2 separate regions of the Homo sapiens genome follow, and region 1 is linked to region 2. Evidence: chromatin loops called from intact Hi-C (ENCODE). Cell type or tissue: PC-3. All regions are shown on one strand. Each heading gives the region's core, and the rest is flanking DNA. Links, peaks and the distances in the headings are about the cores only.

What was found. A loop is a pair of places that touch in the nucleus more often than their neighbours do. Peaks named below come from ENCODE experiments on the same cell type or tissue, not always from the same donor. Only the 100,000 strongest peaks of a DNase experiment are listed, where the experiment ranks them.
Region 1: a loop joins it to region 2, with 4 times the contacts of the local background. A loop is called at or near these places in 52 of 110 quality-filtered maps.

The regions. Positions count from the first base shown.
Region 1 is chr3:124,873,751-124,883,727 of GRCh38, reverse strand. The region is part of intron 1 of ITGB5 (integrin subunit beta 5); the gene reads left to right. Among named protein-coding and RNA genes, the nearest start is that of ITGB5, 8.6 kb to the left of the region's middle. RefSeq lists a silencer at 32-326. In PC-3, for the core only: no CTCF peak of the experiment used is centred there; a DNase peak (open chromatin) is centred at 4,807; H3K27ac peaks cover 1,750 bases.
Region 2 is chr3:124,782,163-124,793,475 of GRCh38, reverse strand. All of the region lies in intron 10 of ITGB5 (integrin subunit beta 5), which reads left to right. LOC124909422 (a long non-coding RNA gene) reads left to right here. Exons shown (of 2, transcript XR_007096043.1): 2 at 204-2,360. Among named protein-coding and RNA genes, the nearest start is that of MIR544B, 55 kb to the right of the region's middle. RefSeq lists enhancers at 1,850-2,382, 8,243-8,482. In PC-3, for the core only: CTCF peaks have their summits at 6,358 and 6,557 (motif pointing left); no DNase peak of the experiment used is centred there; H3K27ac peaks cover 521 bases.

The sequences.
Region 1 (9,977 bases), core at 298-8,297, 92 kb before region 2:
ATGTGTGCTATCACATTCATTTCTTTTTAAAAAAGCAATCGAATGTTCTTCTAGTGAATGCTCTGCACATCCTAAGAAAGCCCTTTGTTTTATTTAGTGGACTCATGTTGGCAGCACCCTTCCTCTACCCCCAACCCCCTACCACATTTCCTGTGGTCTGTGATGGGGTTGTTGGAATTTGGCTGGGTCTGCAGCTCTCTGTAGGTAACCAGGCACAGGTTTAGAGCTGACAGGACAATGAAATACAAACAGTGGGTTTGGTCTGTAGACTGCTGTTTATCCTATGGATTTACATTTTAACTCCATCATCCTTGAGTTGGGGGAGCTTTTTATAAAGGGGATTGAGGCAGAAGAGGGCAGGGTCTAATTAGCTCTAATTAGTATTCCCCGCCTGCTTGTTCTCCATGCTTATTTAGCTACTGAGGCAACGGGGAATTAAAATATCTAAGTAGTTTGGCAAAAGGCCTTTTGTGCCTGCGTGGCCTGGTAACTACTTTTTCTTATTCAGCCTGGCCATGGAAATATTCTGAGATGCTTTAACGATATCAGTAATGTGGGACAATTACAAACTACTTAAATAATAGGGCCCCTTTCACATGGCAGTGTGCAGCTGGGTTAATGGGATAGGGTCTCTTTTCACAGGTATTTCCAGTTGGCTGGAGCCGAGGGCCTTGGAGAACTGACTGCCGTGGTTTGTTTTCCTTCTTTCCGGTTCGAATGGGATTAATGGCCTCTATAAATGTAAAGGAATGCTTTATTTAGAGGCACCCATTTGTTTCTGAGGCTTCTTGCTTCCGTTGAATGCAGGGTTTACTTCCCGGGCCTCATGGTGAAAAGTTTGCTCTAAGACAGGCTTGACTCATCCCCTAAGGCTGATGCTTTGAAGGCACTGCGGGGTACCCTGCCCTCTCTTTATAGGATTCCCTCCCCAACTCCAGCCAGACATTTTCAGAGCTGGTTGTCTCTTGTAGAGCTGGGACCTACTTCTGCAACTTGTTCTCTTTAGTTATTCTCAACTGTCCCTCAGAGTGATCCTGAGATCCAACTCAAGTCAGATCATATCTCTCTGCTTAAAACCTTCGAATGGTTTCCCAGAGTCCTGCCAGGCTCCACGAACTCTCCACCTACTTCTCTGACTTTCCTTCACCACTTTCCCTTCGATCCTTTGCTCCAGCAGCATGGGCCTCCCACTGTCCCTTCAGCGTGCCAGCCATGCTCCCATGGCAGCCCTTCTCCCTGCCTGGAATACTGTCCTCCAAGATATCTGCATGACCGGCTTCCTCCACCCTGCAACCCTTTTTCTAGCATCTCCTGCTCAGCCAAGTTTTCCCTGGCCGCTCCCAGCTAAAGCTGCAACCTCCTCCCTATATCCCGAGTTCTTTTTATCTGCTTTTCTTCTTTAATTTTTGTCCTTAGCACTCACCACCATCTAATGTAACTACATATCTTCTTCACTATTTCCCCTAAGTAGAATTCTCCCCCAGCCAGGATGTGAGCTCCGTGAATAAGGGAGTCTTGTTGGTTTTATTCATCTCTGTATCCTCCATGCCTACAACAGCACCAGGCACATATTTGTTGAATGAATAATGGATGAACCTGAATCTTGGTAATTGGGAGGTGAAGAGGGCGATGCATCCCGTCCTCAACTCCCTGTTGCCTTCCACAGCTAGCTTTGAAGTCAGGGACTATGCATGCGGCTTGTTAGGAAGAAACATCCTGGGAGAAAGAGATTCTGTTGGAATGTGTCAGGATTTTTTTTTTAATTGGAGTCTCACTCTGTTGCCCAGGCTGGAGTGCAGTGGTGCAATCTCTGGTCACCGCAACCTCTGCCTCCCAGGTTCAAGCGATTCTCCTGCCTCAGCCTCCCGAGTAGCTGGGATTACAGGCGTACACCACCGCACCTGGCTTATTTTTTAATTTTTAGTAGAGATGGGGTTTCACCATGTTGGCCAGGCTGGTCTTGAACTCCTGACCTCAGGTGATCTGCCCACCTTGGCCTCCCAAAGTGCTGGGATTACAGGCATGAGCCACCACTCCTGGCTTTGTGTTAGGATTTTTTGAGCTGGTATGGAGGCCATTTGGTCTACTCCCTGAGTTGTTTGCATGAGGAAGCTGAGGCCTGGAAAGGTTAAGTGACTTGCCCTAGGTCACATAACCAATAAGTGACAGAACAAGTCCTCTGATCTTTTATACCCAGTATATCCTGTTCTCCTTCCCTACATCCCTGGGTGGAGCAGAACTATCTCCTCCTCCTCCTGCTTTCATGGCCCATTCCATTAGAGAGACTGGGGGCTGCAGCTGGTCTGTCTCACCTGCTACCTGGTTAATAGCCCTGGTCTTATTTACCTGTGTCCCTGACACAGCCACAATGCTTGGTACTCAGATGATCCCTTCTCTCACCCCAGGATTTTAATGGGCTTAGAAAAACTTTATTTAAAAGATTTGGCCAGGCAGGGTGGCTCACACCTATCATCCCAGCACTTTGGGAGGCCGAGGCAGGCAGATTACCTGAGGTCAGGAGTTCGAGACCACCCTGGCCAACATGGCAAAATCCAGTCTCTACTAAAAATACAAAAATTAGCCAGGCATGGTGGTGTGCACCTGTAATCCCAGCTACTCAGGAGGCTGAGGCAGGAGGATCGCTTGAACTTTGGAGGCCGAGGTTGCAGTGAGCTGAGATCACACCACCGTACTCTAGCCTGGGAGACAGAGACTCTGTCTCAAACAAACAAACAAACAAACAAACTTTTACATATGTACTTTTTCTTTTCTTTTTCCCTTTCTTTTTTATTTTATTTTGAGATGGAGTCTCACTCTGTTGCCCAGGCTGGAGTACAGTGGTGTGATCTTGACTCACTGCAACCTCTGCCTCCTAGGTTCAAGCCATTCTCATGCCTCAGCCTTCCAAGTAGCTGGGATCACAGGCACGTGCCACCATGCCTGGCTAATTTTTTGTATTTTTAGTAAAGATAGGGTTTCACGATGTAGGCCAGGTTGGTCTTGAACTCCTGACCTCAGGTGATCTGCCTGCCTCAGCCTCCCAGAGTGTTGGGATTACAGGCATGAGCCACTGTGCCCGGTGTCTCTTTTATTTATTTATTTATTTTTTAAAAAAAGACAGAATCTCGCTCTGTCACCCAAGTTGGAGTGCATTAGCGTGATCATGGCCCACTGTAGCTTGAACTCCTGGGCTCAACTGCTCCTCCCACCTGGTCCTTGCAAATTGTTGGGATCACAGAAGTGAGCCAGTGTGCCTGGCCCTTAAAAAAGCCTTCAAAGAATTTAGAGCAGTTTTAGATTTCCAGAAAAATTGAGAAGATAGTGCAAAGAGTTCCCATCTACCTCACACCCAGTTTTGCCTATTATTAACATCTTACATTAGTATGGTACCTTTATTATAATTAATGAACCATATTGATATGTTATTATTAACTAAAGTCCATCAGTTTAGATTTCTTTAGTGTTTACCTAAGTCCTTTTTCTGTTCTAGGATCCCATCCAAGATACCACAATACATTGAGTTGTCATGTCACCTTGGGTTCCCATGGCTGTGACAGTTTCTCAGTCTTTTCCTTGTTTTTTATGACCTTGACAGTTTTAAGAAGCACTGGTCAGATATTTTGTAGATCATCCCCCTCTTGGGATTTTCTGATTTTTTCCCGTGATTAGACAGAGTTAGGTGATTTTGGAAGAAGAACATAGAGGTAATCAATTGCCTCTTTAAAAAAATACCTTTTGATAGGTAATATAGTCCCATAATTTTTAAAAGTATAACTCATATCAAGCGAGAAGCCTCTCTTTCTTGTTGCCCATCAGTGTGGGATATTTCTGTGACCCCCTTTTCTAAATAAATTGTGCCTATATAGTTCCTATTATAAAGCTAATAAGCTTTCTTATGTATCCTGAGGGTTTCTATGGATATGTTACGAATATCCCTCTTTCATTTTTATTCAGAGGCAGCACAAAACACAGTATGTATCTTGCTTTTTATTTTTAACTTAGCGATGTATTGGGGTAAGCTTCCTGTCAATACAGAGAGCATGCTCATTCTTTCTTTATAGCTGTCTAGCACTCCATTATATGAATTGGTGTTTTAAAAATAGAAGTCAGATCTGTAAGGCTGGTATTGTTGAGTGTTGTGCAGATGTCTGATGTTCATAAAGGCAGTCTTGAATGAGAACTGCTGGGATAGAACCTTCCTAGGGCATATTTGCATTTCATGGTAACATTTAGACATATGGCTATTTAGTTGCTGGAGTCTATACTGGGACTCTTTTGTCCATTGTGTGACAAATGTGAGGGCCTGGTTCAGGGTGTGGGGAGAAGCATTCCAGGGCATTGCCATCTTCAAGGCAGAAAGGCCATTTCAGCTTCTGTATTCACTTCTGTTATCCTACTGAATATTTTGGATCAGGAAATTCCAACTGCAGATGTATGTTTTAGTAGTAGTTGTCTGACCTTGGACCCATGGGGTGTACAGAAGTGGAGAGAGGCTGAATGGAAGGAGGCCAGCCAGGAGGCTATGGCAGGAATTTAGACCAGAGGGCCTGGCTTGGGTTGTTGGGGCTAGAGGTTGCAGACAGGAAGGGTTGGCTTAGGATAAACATTTCTTGCATCTTGAAAGGAGTGATCAACCGGATGCGGTGGCTCCTTGAATGATTGATGAAACACAGGGGTGAGTCAGTGAATTTTGGAAGAACATATTTTTAGATTACAGTTTGCAGTAAACACTGGGCTTCAGAGACGTGAGGCAAAAGAGATACATGGAGTTGCCACCGAGCTGGGAATAGTCACTATGCAAACAGCAAAGAAGATGAGATGTGGCTATCATCTGGGCTGCTAGTTCCTGTTTCCATGACCTAGACCTAACACTGACATTTGTGAACTCCGTGTGTTTAGTTTTTTATTCATTGCTTCCTTCCTTTTCAAAATGCTTATTGGTGCCAAATGACTCATCCAGCAAAGTCCAAACTCTGAAATATTAATAGGTGGAGAGAGGAGAGATGCCAAAGGGAGTGAGTCTGACATTACACATACCAGCACACAGCCTGTGGTTTTGGATCCTGGAGTACCTGTCTGGTACCTGGTACCCGGCACACTGTGAGTTCCTGGACATCAAGGGCTGGTAGGTCATTCACCTGTGCATTTCTAGCATCCCCCCAGTCCAGTGCTCAGCGTTTAGGGTGTGTTAAGTGCAGAGTTTCTTGAATTTGAATGTGTCCCAACAGCAACTGAATTTTAGGGCAATCATTTTGAGTACAAACGACTTTACTTTTCCATGTGAATATTTAATAATAACAGAAACAGTTAGTAATGCTATATGACAAATTGTTTTACAGTTGTTCATGATGTTTTCATACCAGGTGACTATCACATCCTTTGAGTTTCTTTGGTATTGTGTCCAATTAAGTAAGGGCTTTTAGGCTGGTGGACCAGAAGACCAGAGCTCAGTCTGATCTGCATCAGAATTGAGGAGCTCTTATTGTCCTGAGCCCTGGACCTCCAGCCCAAGTTCCCAGAGCTCATGATGAGGCTCTGGTAATTATAAAGTGTTGTTTGCAAATGTATGTGGCTTTGAAGCTGGATACGGTGGCTCACGTCTATAATCCCAGCACTTTGGGAGGCTGAAGTGGGCAGATCACTTGAAGTCAGGAGTCGAAGTCAGAAGACCAGCCTGTCCAACATGCTGAAACCCTATCTCTATTAAAAATACAAAAATTAGCCAGGCGTGATGGCATATGCCTGTAATCTCAGCTATTCAGGAGGCTGAGGCAGGAGAATCACTTGAACTTGGGAAGCAAGGTTGCAGTGAGCCAAGATCATGCCCCTGCAGTCCAGCTTGGGCAACAAAGCAAGACTCTGTCTAAAAAAAAAAATTATGTGGCTTTGATCAGAGTCCTACGTGAGGCCTTTGACCTCAAATTCCTTTCTGATAAAGGGGCTGTTACAGATCTCCAGAGGACCCTAGAGCTCAGCAGGTCACACCAGCCCTACATCCAAGATGGCAGAGGGACCACCAGGCAGGTATCCCATGTGGGCACTTGCTGGTCAGGACCCCGTCTGACCTCTTTTTTGTAGATAGGGCTCCTTGTTTCAAGTCACATACTCTCATTATCTTACATTTTCATCTATAAAAAGAGGCAACTTGACTAGCTCATCTTAAAACAATCCTAGCCCCAAGGTGCTATAATCTCATGATTTTATGAAAATGATTTTATATATCAAAGAAAAGGATATGCCACAACGAGCCTGAGTTTGTATTTGATAAGGTTGAGGAGAGGAGGAGCAAAGTTACTTTCATTCTAGATTTATTTTTTTTCCCCTGCAGATAGTGATTGCTGACAGGTACGGGGATTTGACCAAAAAATGGGACTGACATTTTGCAACTCTTTTCCTGCACACACTTTTGTTTTTAAAGGCTTAAGTGCCTATTTAAAAATCACTAAGTGAGCCAGGTGTGGTAGCTCACGCCTGTAATCCTAGCACTTTGGGAGGCCCAGGCAGGAGGATCACTTGAGCCCAGGAGTTTGAGACCAGCCTGGGCAACATGGCAAGACCCTGTCTTCCACCACAAAAAAAAAAAAAAAAAATTAGCCAGGTGTGGTGATGTGTACCTGGAGTCCCAGCTACTTGGGAGGCTGAGGTGGGAGGATCACTTGAGGCTAGGAGTTTGAGGCTACAGTGAGTTATGATCACACTACTGCACTCTAGCCTGGGCAGCAGAGCTAGACCCTGTTTCAAACAAAGAAAAAAAAACAAACAAGAAATCAAAAAAAAGAAAAGAAAAGAAAACTCACTGAGTGAGTGAATTCATTTAAAATTAGGAGGTTGTCAGCACATACACAGGCAGGTCCAGCTTCCCAGTAGGTTGTGTTCTCAGACCTTCTTCGTCCACATTTGGCCCTGGATGGCTTTTCCTGCTGAAGTGAGGTCAGGCAAGGTGGGTGGGTCCCAGCAGCCTCAGATCCTCCTGCTGTAGGCCTCCCTGGGTGAGGTAGATAAGGATGAGGAGGCCTAGGGTTCAGGGTTAGGGCTGGTGGAAACCTTTGTTCTCACCCCCTGTGGGTTCTCAAAGCCTCTCTTCCTTTCTTCCTAGCCTCTCAGCTTCTGCCTGTTTCTCCCTTCCCTCTGGTCCCAGCTACTATCCTTATGCCAATTGGTATTTCTTCCTTCTAAAGTCCCTGGGGTGACATGATAAAGCTTCCTTCCCCTACCACCACCTCCTGCACCCACCCCTCTGCCAGTCAGCAGTTTTGCCGTTTGCGATTTCTGTGAGTTTTTACTGCTAGTGACAAAGGAGAAGCAGGGAGTTAAAATTAGCAAATTAGGGAAATGTTCCAGTTGCAAGATACTGGTTTGTTTTTTTTTTAACCCCTATTTTGGCATTTCTTCTCTTTTACTTTTTAAATTTTTCTTTTCTTTTTCCAGCTTTATGGAGGTAGTTGACAAATAATTGTGTATATTTACAGTATATGATATGATGTTTTATTATATGTATATATTTGTAGTGATTACTACCATCCAGCTAATTCACATATTTATCACCTCCCATAGTTATCTTTGTGTCTGTGTGGTGAGAGTATTTAAGATCTACTCTCTTAGCAATTCTCAAGTGTGCAATACATTATTATGAACTATTTTCACCATTCTGCACAATAGATCTCCAGAACTTATTCATTCTCTCTAACTGGAACTTTGTACCCTTTAACCATCTCGCCTTTCTCCATCCCACCTCAACCCCACCAGCCATGGCAACCACCATTTTACTCTCCGTATTTCTGAGTTCAGTTTTTTTCCACTCCACGTATAAGTGACATAATGCAGTATGTCTTTCTGTGCCTCGCTTAATAGTGTCCTCCAGGTTCATCCATGTTGTCCCAAATGACAGGATTTTCTCAATTTTTTAAGGCTGAATAGATTACATTGTATGTGTATACCACTTTTTAAAAATACCACATTTTCTTTATTCATCTGTCTGTTGATTGCATATCTTGGCTGTTATGAATAGTGCTGCAAGGAACATGAGAGTGCAGGTATGTCTTTGACATACTGATTTCATTTTCTTTGACTATATACCCCGAAGTGGAATTGCTGGAACACATAGTACTTCTGGTTTAAGGAACCTCCATATCATTTTCCATAATAGCTGTACTAATTTACATTCCCACCAACAGTGTACAGAGTTTCCCTGGTTCCCTTTTATCCACATTCTTGCTAGCACTGGCTTTTGTCTTTTTTTTTTTTTTTTTTTGAGACAGAGTCTTGCTCTGTCACCCAGGGTGGAGTGCAGTGGCACTATCTCGGCTCACTGCAGCCTCCGCCTCCTGGGTTCAAGTGATTCTCGTGCCTCAGCCTCTCAAGTAGCTGGGATTAGGAGGTGCACCACCACACCCAGCTAATTTTTGTATTTTTAGTAGAGATGGGGTTTCACCATGTTGCCCAGGCTGGTCTCTAATCCCTGATCTTAGGTGATCCACCCACCTCGGCCTCATAAAGTGCTAGTATTACAGGTGCGAGCCACGGTGCCTGGCCCATTGCTCATTTTTGTAACTGGGTTATTTGCTTTCTTAATATTGAGTTGTTTGAATTCTTTATGTATTTGGATGTTAACCACTTATCAGATGTGTGGTTTGCAAATATTCTCTCGCATATAGTAGGTTGTTTCTCTGCTCTGTTGATTGTTTCCTTTGCTGTGCAGAAGCTTTTTAGTTTGATAGAATTCCATTTGCCTATTTTCATTTTTGTTGCCTGTGCTTCTGGGATAATATTCAAAAAGTCATTGCCTAGTCTGATGCCAGAGAGCTTTCCTCGTGCATTTTCTTTTGGTAGTTTTACATTTCAGGTGTTATATTTAAGGTTTTAAACCATATTGAGTTGATTTTTTAAATATAGTGTGAGATAAGAGTTCAGTTTCATTCTTCTGTATATGGATATCTGGTTGTCCTAAAACCATTTATTGAACAGACTGGCCTTTCCCCATTGTGTGTTCTTGACAACTTTGTTGAAGATCAGTTCACTGTAAATGCCTGGATTTATTTCTGGGCACTTTATTCTGTTCCATTGGTCTACATGTCTGTTTTTATGCCAGTACTGTGCTGTTTTAATTACAGTTGCTTTGTAGTATATTTTGAAATCAGGTAACACAATGCCTCCATCTTTGTTCTTCTTGCTTAAGATTGTTTTGGCTATTTGGGTTTCATACAAACTTTTGTGGTTTTATAAAAATTTTAGGATTGTTTTTTCTATTTCTGTGAAAAATGACATTGGGATTTTGACAAAGAGTGAATTAAATTTTTAGACTGGATAGCATGGACATTTTGACAATATTAATTCTTCCAAACCGTGAGCACAGGATATCTTTCCATTTTGGGGATATTCTTCAGTTTCTTTTTCTTTCTTTCTTTTTTTTTTTTTTTTTTTTCCGGCTTTTGAGACTGGGTCTCCCTCTGTTGCCCAGGCTGGAGTGCAGTGGTACGATCATGGCTCAAAGTGCACACTACCACACCTGGTGAAATTTTGTTTTTCTTAGAGACAGGGACCCTATGTTGCCTAGGTCGGTTTCAGACTCCTAGGCTCAAGCAATTCTCCTGCTTTCGCCTCCAAAATGTTGGGATTATTATAGGCATGAGCCACCATGCCTAGCCTTGGGTTTTTTTTTTTTTTTATTTGACCTATTAATAGATATATTGAATCAATGGATTTCCTCTATCTTAATTCAACATTGTATTCCTGGGATGCATGGCTTCTTTCAGTACACTGTACATTTTGATGTGAGAGTATTTGATTTAGAATTTTATTTTTTTAAAAAAATTCTTGAATAAAACCAATGTATTCTTTTTTCTTTTCTTTTCTTTTTGTACTATTTTTGTCATTTTGGATAGACTAAGTGTAAAGGGGCCTTGTTTTCTCTCAGCAAGAGAGGATTTGCTGAGTTATGGGGAAAATGAGAATCCAAGTGGGTCTAGCAGAAGAAATGG
Region 2 (11,313 bases), core at 1,579-9,578:
ACAGTCCCCAGGCTTTGCCTAAAAAATTCCAGGGTGGTGGAATGGAGTTTCCATTCCTCTTAGTAGCCATAATAAAAGCTCTAAGCAGCCTGGCAGGCTTTTTAGCAGTTTTTCTTTTAAAGAGATATTAGCAAACGTGACAGAACCATCCCTCCTTCCCCTTCAGGATCCTGAAATAACCCTCTGGTATGTCTTCACCCTAGAAGCCTGCGTGTGTCCATGCAGCCTGGGAGCAAGGGCGTTTGAGTCAGATGCTGTGTGCACGTTTCATCTCCACAGTTCATCAGGCTGTGACCTTGGTTGTCTTGGACTTTGGCTTTTCCTGTCTCCTAAGATGGGCCAACACCATTTGTTTCTGCATTATTTTGAGAATTGAAGGAGAAGACAGAGATGAAGGCCCTGGCCTGGTACTCGGTAGGGAACAGGACCCAGTGGATGTTAGATGCCTCCTCTGTCTTGCTGAGACTGGGCATTTCTCTGAGTACAGAGCCTGGGAGACAGGGCAAGTGGGAGATGGGGTATGAGAGGCCCTCAGTGGGGAATACTGGTCATTTTGGAAACAGGAATATTCCATAGCTGCGTGAAAATGCAGCTTTTTTTTTGCTTAATCATCAGAACCCACAATCCTAAGTTAATCCTGCATTACAGAATTCTGCCAGACTTCATATCCAAAAACCCCTGGTGCTCTATCTCTTTCTCTTCCCTTCACCCCATACAATCCTGCGGGATCGGGAAATGCTCATGTCATGGGGTAGAGAAACCGGAGGTTTGCCAAGCCCTTGAGGCTCCTAGATCAACGATGCCTAAAGTCACTAACTTCCCTGAGGTTGCAGAATGAATGTCTTTTTTCTTCCCCACTGGAAAAGCCATAGACAACCATTAAAGAAAACTTGAAAAATACAGGGAAGTTGATGGATGTGTGGCCAGTTGGTGCTGTCTGTCTTCTTGGTGACCAGGAGTAATTTGGACCATCTGGGAAACCAGACCTCTTTTCACCCAGGCTGTTTCGTGTGCATCACTTCTGAGGCTGTGTGCTCAGTCAAGACCTTGCCAGAGAGTTGGGGGATTAGCCTTAGGTCGAGAATATTCTGAGCAGTAGTAAGAAATTTAAAAATCATCCATAATTTCATCACTCTTATTTTAAGAGATTAGTTTATTTCCTTCTAAACCTTCCTCTAAGTTAGTGTATGTGTGTTTATAGCTGCATACAATTTTGTATGATGCTTTTTTTCCTATAATATTATATCCTAAGGAGCACTTGAAGTCGAATGACTTTAGTAAATCATTGATGAGAACATTTTGAGTGTCTTTCCATTGCACTCCCAACTAGCCTTCTCCACCTCTTCACTTTAAAAGCAACAACTAGTTGAAACGTGACGCTATCCAAGTCTTTCCGGAGAAAATAGTTTCTGGAGTGAGATCATTGTTGTTTGACAATTTGGGAAGGACTTAAACTGAGTCCAGCTCCAGGCAGGACTTGATAACATGTTCATGCAGTGGCTTCTTTCACAGCGTTATAGCACCAGCCCTTCCTTGTCTCTCAAACCTTACAGCTCAGGAGGGGCTGTGAATGGATGGGTAAGGAATTCCAGTCCCTGGGTCCTTGGCACCTGTGGTCAGCATGGGGCTCCCACTCCAGAATTGCGTGCGGTGGTTTTGAGCTCTTGGGTCACGGCTACATCTGGAGTTGTTGTGGCAGAGAAGCCTGGTTCCCAGCCACCACTCTGCTCTTGAAGGTGCTGACTCAGAGACTCCCAAGCAGCTGACTTCAGCATTCTCTCACAGCTTTACACCCCCTCTTCCCTGCAGCCTGTCTTGGAAGGAAATCGTGTGGTTGTGGTCTGTCTTCAGAGTGGGGTTGAGGGGTGCACTTGAAGAAGTGGCTGAGGCAGAGCCAGGGCCAGAATAGGTAGGGTCACCCCAGAGAAACTCCTTCCACTTCACTGGACTCTCTATCAGTAGGAGGCTTACAGTCCTTGTCCCTGCCAAGACAGGGCTAGGGGCAAAGCGCAAGACATTACAGGTTTGCAATATGTTATCCATCATCAAAATGAGCAGTGAACAAATCCGACTAAGGTCTGGAAGCAATTGAACAACTCTGTTATTACTTTTGTGACACATTGTCATGGGAATGTGTGTGAGCTTGGGGCTCTTGTGTCTCTCTGCGGTTTCTAGAGGCAGCTTGACTTAGAGAATGGTTCTGTCCACAGACTGTTTCTGTGTGTGCGAGGGGAGCTTCCTGGGGCCATCATGAGGATTTCTTTTCTTTTGAGTCTTGTAAAGTATTGACCCATAGAATATGAGAAGCAGGACATGTTCTGTTCAGTTGTTTTTCATGTAATAAAAGATTCTTGCTCAAACTTTGAGTTTCTTTGTTAGTTTCTGTGTCCAAACGGTGCATTTTCTGGGATTTGAGCTACTCCCTTGTGGTACATTGCTGAGGTCAGTTTCAACCCAGATGCTTTCAACCTTCTCTACACTTAAAATGACTGCACTGGAGTACATTGAATCCTTTGCTAATGGTCAGCCTCATTCTTGGATTCCACATAATGAGGAAATTTAAATCAAATAGGATATAGAATTTTGAACACAGCCCTTTTGGTCTCGTGGCTGTAAGATCTCAAAAGCACCTCTGAGTAAGGTCTCATGTATACGTCTCACCTTTATTTTACCCAAAGTTTGAGCAAGAATCTTTTATTACTATGTGGCAGGCAATTAGAAGTCAAGGGGCATCCTCCGTTCTCTCCCAAACAAAAAAAAAAAGAACAAGAAGAAGCATGGTACTAGTAGCATCATTCCTAGCAGGCCAGGGCCAGCATCCAAGCATGGGTTCTGGGTCTGGGCTAACAGTTCCCGGCCGATTTAGCAAAGTTCTGATAACCCTGTCTAGTTAAAGGCAATTCTGTTAACCCTGTCTAGTCAAAGGCAGTTCTGTTAACCATGTCTAGTCAAAGGCGGTTCTGATAACCCTGTCTAGTCAAAGGCGGTTCTGATAACCCTGTCTAGTCAAAGGCGGTTCTGATAACCCTGTCTAGTCAAAGGCGGTTCTGATAACCCTGTCTAGTCAAAGGCGGTTCTGATAACCCTGTCTAGTCAGAGGCGGTTCTGATAACCCTGTCTAGTCAGAGGCGGTTCTGATAACCCTGTCTAGTCAGAGGCGGTTCTGATAACCCTGTCTAGTCAGAGGCGGTTCTGATAACCCTGTCTAGTCAGAGGCGGTTCTGTTAACCCTGTCTAGTCAGAGGCGGTTCTGATAACCCTGTCTAGTCAGAGGCGGTTCTGATAACCCTGTCTAGTCAGAGGCGGTTCTGATAACCCTGTCTAGTCAGAGGCGGTTCTGATAACCCTGTCTAGTCAGAGGCGGTTCTGATAACCCTGTCTAGTCAGAGGCGGTTCTGTTAACCCTGTCTAGTCAGAGGCGGTTCTGATAACCCTGTCTAGTCAGAGGCGGTTCTGATAACCCTGTCTAGTCAGAGGCGGTTCTGATAACCCTGTCTAGTCAGAGGCGGTTCTGATAACCCTGTCTAGTCAGAGGCGGTTCTGATAACCCTGTCTAGTCAGAGGCGGTTCTGATAACCCTGTCTAGTCAGAGGCGGTTCTGATAACCCTGTCTAGTCAGAGGCGGTTCTGATAACCCTGTCTAGTCAGAGGCGGTTCTGATAACCCTGTCTAGTCAGAGGCGGTTCTGATAACCCTGTCTAGTCAGAGGCGGTTCTGATAACCCTGTCTAGTCAGAGGCGGTTCTGATAACCCTGTCTAGTCAGAGGCGGTTCTGATAACCCTGTCTAGTCAGAGGCGGTTCTGATAACCCTGTCTAGTCAGAGGCGGTTCTGATAACCCTGTCTAGTCAGAGGCGGTTCTGATAACCCTGTCTAGTCAGAGGCGGTTCTGATAACCCTGTCTAGTCAGAGGCGGTTCTGATAACCCTGTCTAGTCAGAGGCGGTTCTGATAACCCTGTCTAGTCAGAGGCGGTTCTGATAACCCTGTCTAGTCAGAGGCGGTTCTGATAACCCTGTCTAGTCAGAGGCGGTTCTGATAACCCTGTCTAGTCAGAGGCGGTTCTGATAACCCTGTCTAGTCAGAGGCGGTTCTGTTAACCCTGTCTAGTTAAAGGCAGTTCTGATAACCCTGTCTAGTTAAAGCCACTCCTGAGATTAAGGCCACATCCTAGGCTTCTTGACTCTTGTCAAACAAAACACCTGCCATGGCAACAGTTATCCAGATACAGTTTTAAAAGTGTTTCTCACCATATTTATATTGTTTTCTTTAGTAATGTAATTTTCACACTCAGAATCAGTAGCCTGGCAGCCGTCCTTGGGGCTCAGGTTGCTGCTGTATCTCTGTCATTGCAATTGGCATATTTCACAAATGGCTTGTTACAGTACTGTCTTGAAGGTGACTTCCATGACAGAGGTCTCCAAAAGTACCTTTTGTTTGTTTTACAATAGAGACAGGGTCTCCCTATGTTTCCCAGGCTGGTCTTGAACTCCTGGGCTCAAGGGATCCTCCCACCTCAGCATCCCAAAGTGCTAGGATTACAGGTCTGAGCTAAAAGTACCTTTTGAATGAACCTAGGCTGGACATATTTAATCTCCAGGAAAGGGACCTCTTGGCAGGATCACCACCACTGTGTGCTTCTGGTAGGAGCACCTAGAAATTCTTCGGGTTTTTTCACATACATTAATCTCTGCTCAGTTTGATGTTCACCCAGATGCTTCTAGCAAATACAAGGATGCAAAATATATCTTCCACAGGAAGGACCCCTCTCTCCCAAAGGAAGCCCCCAGGCAGAGCTTCAGAAACCAGTGTAGCAATTTCCCTTACCTGGTATCATAGAAATCCTAAATATGTACATGACAGTGAGGGCCAGGAGAGTCCGGTTCCATTTTGGAACAGGTGGCTCTGAGAACAGAATTTGTTACAGGATTCTTCAGTAACTCATCATAAGGAATGAGACACCTGTGAGTGGTAGTAATACTTCTGCAGGCTACCACGTACAGGGTGGCTAAGGACAATGCATGTTCCTTAGGCAATGATAACACAGGCAGAGCTGCCAGAAACCATGGCAGTAACCAGCACAGAGATGTTTCTCCTTGTCCCCTGCCAGGAATACTGCAAAAGCCTTTAGAGGCCTCCTTATATAATGGAAAGGAAATGGCTCTGGAATTTCCTACCCCAGAAGGGAGTTGTGAGGAACCAACAGGACAGTGTCTATAAAGCTCCTTGCAGGGGCCCTACCACCAGGGGCACTGAGTATATTTTTCTCCCCCGGGGCTGGGTGCAGTGGCTCACACCTGTAACCCTAGCACTTTGGGAGGCCAAGGTGGTGGGTGGATTGCTTGAGCTCAGGAGTTCAAAACCAGCCTGGGTAACATAGCAAGGCCCCGTCTCTACAAAAAATTATCCAGGCATGGTGGCGTGTGCCTGTGGTCCCAGCTACTTGGGAGGCTGAGGTAGGAGGACCACTGGAGCCCAGAAGGTGGAGGTTGCAGTGAGCAGAGATCATGCCACTGCACTCCAGCCTGGGCAACAGAGCAAGACCCTATCTCAAAAAAAAAAAAAAAAGAGCTATCTGTTTCTAGCCACTACTCAAGTTCACTTGAAAAGCAAAAAGGTACCAAATTGTAGGGCTTGTGATCCTATAATGAAATAATACATCTTTTAAACTAGTCACATGAGCCAGCTGGGCTGCTCATCTCTGGAGTCAGCCAGCCTCTTGCAGCTTGTGGTTGGAGAAACCAGAGCTTTGGAAAAACCAGAGCTTAGTAAGTATCTGATCTGAGACAATGCAGCTACAAATATAGAAACAACAATCTCTCATTGAAGGTCATTTTGTGTTAGGCAGGTTGCTGCATTCATCTCATTCAACAAAAGTTCATTGAGCGTTCTTCATAAGCCAAGTGTTGTACTGGCTGCCAGGGATATACAGCTGGAGTTTCAGTCTTGAATTAATTTCTAAATTTTTATTGCCCCTGGAATTTTCCACTTCTTTCTTGAAACTTTCTGGAAATAAGGAATGGGAACATGAATCATCTTATGCTTCTACCTTTACCATTAAGACTTCTTTGAGATCTTGAAAGACAAAAAACAGAGTGTTGGGAAGCATTTTGAGAACCTGCCTTCTCGGTGCTCTGAGCTTAGCTCAGTAAATGGAGCTTTTTCACTGCTTTTGCTTACCGCTCAGATCCTGTGTCCAGAAACATCTTAAGCAACAATTCACCTGTGATTCTGAAAATCTAAGCGTTGGGCCTCCCCTCACCGTCCCACTCCCTCTACTTAGGAAGAGAAGTTTGCCAACAGAACCCCGTGGCGAGGATTCTGTGTGTGCCTTTGAACTTCAGGCCTGGTGCTTAAGGTCACGAGGTTTGGCTTGTGAAGGAAATAATGACATTTAAAAAGCAAAGGAAAGTACTAGGAAGACCTAAGAATGCCAAAGATAAGATCTTAGTCATGTAGGCTTGAGGTGTGCGTGGTATTAGCCTTTTGATATTATAGGATAACATGCTGGAAACTTTTCCATGTTTAAATTTAAAACTGTGAGAGACCTCTGGTGGCTGAAATGGTTATTCTTAAGGATTCTTTTGTTCCATTTCTTAGGGGTTGAGCTGACACTTTGAGTTTGGTCTTGGTTTTAGATACTTCAACATAGTTGGTTATTTACAGGCTTCTGCTGCTCAGTGCCTCTGGTGAGGTGGGGCAGGTCTGGATGGAGCTATGTTGATCTTTGGGGTGAGTGTCTGTCATGCTCAGAACACTGACCTAAGAGCTCCACCCAGATCCAAAAGCTCCCTTGAGTCTGGAAGTTGCTCCAAGTCTGATCTGCTCAAAGGTTTCCTTCCTCTTTCCAGGGCTCCCTCCTGGGCTCTGACTGTTGTTCTCTGACCCAGAGGAGGGAACCTGCTGTCACTCCACCCCATAGCCACCACTCCCAAAGTCTATCAGGTGAGTCCAGATGTCCCTAAGCTAAAGAAATATGCAACCCAGGTTGGTATGTTATTTGACGTCATGAAGTTGGCCTTTAGCAACAGGCAAAACTATAGTAACACAAGGAGAATCTTTTTTTTTTTTTTAAGAGACAGGGTCTTGCCCTGTTGACTAGGCTGGAGTGCAGTGGTACACTCAGTAGCCTACTGCAGCCTCAAACTCCTGGGCTCAAGCAATCCTCCCTTCTCAGCCTTCCAAAGTGTTGGGATTACAGATGTGAGCCACTGCACCCAGCTGAGAATCTGTTTTAATGGCCTTTTCACTATATTGAGATCATTTCCTTGGAAACAAACAGGCTCGTTTGTTAGTGTTTTGCACTCATCATGAGCAAGCCCTAACTGGGAGGATTTTTTTGCATCTCATGCCTTTCCTAGCAGAGCCTGTCACACACGGTGTGTCTACAGTGCATTGCCTGCTTCGACTATTTACATTGGGGAAAATTGAAGCCCAGAATCTGAACTAGGGCTCCTTGTGATTTTTGATTATAGAGTCAGACAGGGAGAACCTTGCACTGCCTTTTGCAGGTAAACAATTAGCTCATTTCTACCTAAATTTACTTTTTTTGGTTAACTTAAGACCCTTCCCACCACCCTGGCACTTAGCCTACATTTTCCAAGTCCTACCTTATAAGCGTTCTTTATCTCTGTCAAAATTTTAGGAAATATTTAGCCCGTTTTCCTAAGTGAGTTTCTCTAGGTTACATAAGGATATGTCAGACACAGTGAACCAGGCCTGGAGGATACACATGGACCAAGCAACTGCCTGAGGTACTCATCGTTTCGTGACTATAATTTGATGAAAGACATAGAGCTCTTCTTAGTATTCAGTGGGTATCTGGCTGTTGTTATTGGTGATGCTGAACCTACAAGTGCACCTTTGTTTTTTTGGGGTTTTTTTTTTTTTTTTGAGATGGAGTCTCGTTCTGTTCCCCAGGCTGGAGTGCAGTGGCACGATCTTGGCTCACTGCAACCTCTGCCTCCCGGGTTCACGCAATTCTCCTGCATCAGCCACCTGAGTAGCTGGGATTACAGGCGCCTGCCACCACACCTGGCTAATTTTTTGTGTATTTTTAGTAGAGACAGAGTTTCACTATGTTGGCCAGACTGGTCTCGAACTCCTGACCTCGTGATCTGCCCACCTTGGCCTCCCAAAGTGCTGGGATTATAGGCGTGAGCCACCGCGCCCGGACACAAGTGCACCTTTGTTAGTCTCTTCTAATTTATAAAACGCCCTTGACGTGAATGATCTCATTTACTTGTTATTACTGTGCCAGGAGATTGGTGTGCTGTCACTCACCCTGCCCTTGTGGGAGGCTACGGCTGAGAAGACTGGCATGTAGGCCACACTCCCCACTGAAATTTTGGGCCAAAAGTCTTGACCCAAACAACGTCTACCTCCCCTAACCCTAGGGGGCTGCTCTTCTGCTGAGCAGCTGCTTCCCTGCCGCCTCATGGCTTGACTGGGGTCCCGGCAGCCAGGCTTCAGTGTGGCCTACACATGGGACATTCCAAACCACCTCCGTCCTTTGAGAAGGCAGCTAGTCTCTGAACAGTGGCCAGCCTGGGGTGGAATATGGGAACTGTTAACCAACCACAACACCATGACAGTTTCCAGTTTGAAAATAGTAACCCTCGCATCCTGTTGCGGTGACCAAGAGGGTGGCGAGTTCACACTTTCCAGATGTGATTGGCATTTCCCCAGAAGTGCCTGCCAGGCGGATTGGGCAGGTTAAGCCAAACCTAAGGTGTTGACCTGAAGTACCTCTGTTTCTTTTGGCTACAGCCTTCTGTTTTTCTTTCTGAATCAGCATTCTCAGGGTCCTAGAAGAGGACTATGGTTGATTTCACTCAGCTGGTTTTAGACTTCTTTGAAACTGGAAAGGTGAATTCATTAAAGAACACAGGATTTGTCCATCTTCCCTCCACTGCCTTAATCTCCCTGTGACATGGCAGCTGGGCATCGGCATTGATTTTGTTTGTTGTTGTTGTTGTTTGAGATAGGGTCTCACTGTCTCTCCTAGACTGGCGTGTGAATCACAGCTCATTGCAGGCTTGAACTCCTGGGCTCAAGCTATCCTCCCACCTCAGCCTTCCAAGTAGCTGGGACTACAGGCATGTGCCACCATGCCTGGCTAATTTTTAATTTTTTCGTAGAGATGGGGTCTCACTGTTTTGCCCAGGCTGGTCTACAACTCAAGGGATCCTCCCACCTCAGCCTCCCAAACTGCTGGGATTACAGGCATAAGCCACTGCACCCAGCTGGCATCAGCATTGAGAAATCAGGTGGCTAAGACCAGAAAGGCAAAGATAGCCTTTGAGACGGTTCTGTTGCTTTTTACAATGGAGTCTTAGATTTCTAGCCAGTACCATCATCTCAGAAAGTTAATGCTGAGGTTTGGAGAACCTTGGCTTAAAGCAATATCACCTTATTTTTTTTTATAGCAGTGGTATTTTGCTACTCAGATACAGAATGCCCCATGTAGTCCAGCCGATGAAGGACAAAGGGTGAGGGGCTTGTCAGGGCATTGCCTGTTGGGAAACACCATCAGCTGACTGATGGGGCTGGTTTGTTAACAATATGCCGCGGACAGAGGAGCAGCTGTCCCTGAGACTAAAGATGTGTCATTGTTTGTATCTCTAAAGAGCTTTTTGCTGGAGAAACCCAAACAATGTGCAAGAAAAGTGGGAGATGCAAGGCTGCGATTTCAGTGTGACCACAACCATGTTCTTCCAGAGAAAAGAGAATTCTTAATTGTCTTTTTCTCATGTTACTCTGAAGTCTCTGGGTTTCTTGGACATTTGTTAAGAATCTGAAATATCTCAAGAATCACATTTAAGTTCTTCAGGTATCAATAATACTTCTGTTCCTTTTCTTATGTCCAGCATTGGATGTCTTCCCCCAGGGTTTGAGGTTTGTCCTGGTGATATTGTCAACCACAACCAAAGGACAGCATGTTCTGAGCATCTTCTACACGCCTGACACCATGCTAGGTGTGGGGCACAGAAACATAAAACAGAGGCTTTGATTGCGTGTGGGTTTGTAGGCTAATGAGATGAGGCAGACCAGCAAACAAACAAGTCCATCAGTGTGCCAAGTGATTCTATACCTACGTCTCTTAACTAAGTCTTCTGGTCAGCTTTTGAACATGCTCAGGTCTGTTTAATCTCTCTCTCTCTCTTTTTTTTTTTTTTTTTTTTTTTGAGACGGAGTCTCGCTCTGTTGCCCAGGGTGGAGTGCAGTGGTGCAATCTTGGCCCATTGCAACCTCCGCCTGCCTGGTTCAAGCAATTATCATGTCTCAGCCTCTGGAGTAGCTGGAATTACAGGCGCCTGCCACCACGCCCGGCTAATTTTTGTATTTTTAGTAGAGATGGGGTTTTATCATGTTGCCCAGGTTTGTCTCGAACTCCTGACCTCAAGTGATCCACCCACCTCAGCCTCCCAGAGTGTTGGGATTACAGGCGTGAGCCACCATGCCCGGCCTGTTTAATCTTAAAATATTAAAAAAGAAAAAAAAGAAAGAAAGGGAAAATAATAGAAAATAAAAACCCTGTCATCAGTCTGCACCACACTCACTGCAAGCTCCCCTTTCCTCCATATTCACAACCACATTTTTTTTTTCTTTTTTTTGAGACGGAGTTTCACTCTTGTCGCCCAAGCTAGAGTGCAATGGCACAATCTCAGCTCACTGCAACCTCCTCCACCTCCTGGGTTCAAGCAATTTTTCTGCCTCAGCCTTCTGAGTAGCTGGGATTACAAGCGTGTGCCACCACACCCAGCTAATTTTTGTATTTTTAGTGGAGACAGGGTTTCACCATGTTGGTCAGGCTGGTCTCAAATTCCTGACCTCAGGTGATTCTCCCGCCTCGGCCTCCCAAAGTGCTGGGATTACAGCCGTGAGCCACCGTGCCCAGCCCACAACCACATCCTTAAAACAGTTGTCTACACTTGCTGCCTTCCTTCACTGACTCCCTCTCAGTCCTTAACTCAGTCTAATTTGGATTCAGTCCTGTGACTCCACTAAAATAGTCTTCCCATGTCCCCAGTGACCTTGTCTTGATAAATCTATGGGCTCTCAGCCCTCATCGTACTTGACTTCTCGGCTGTAGTGGACTCCGTTGGCCATGCCCTCCTTGAAATGCTCTCTTCCCATAGTGGTAAGGAGTATGGGCTTCTGGTCAAACAGATATGGGTGAAATTCCAGCCCTGCCACCTACCTGCTGTGTGGTTTTGGATCAGTTACTTGGCTTCTCTGTGCCTCATTTCTATATCTGTAAAAATTAGAGTAATAATTGTACCACAACATAGGGTTATTATTGGGAGGACTAA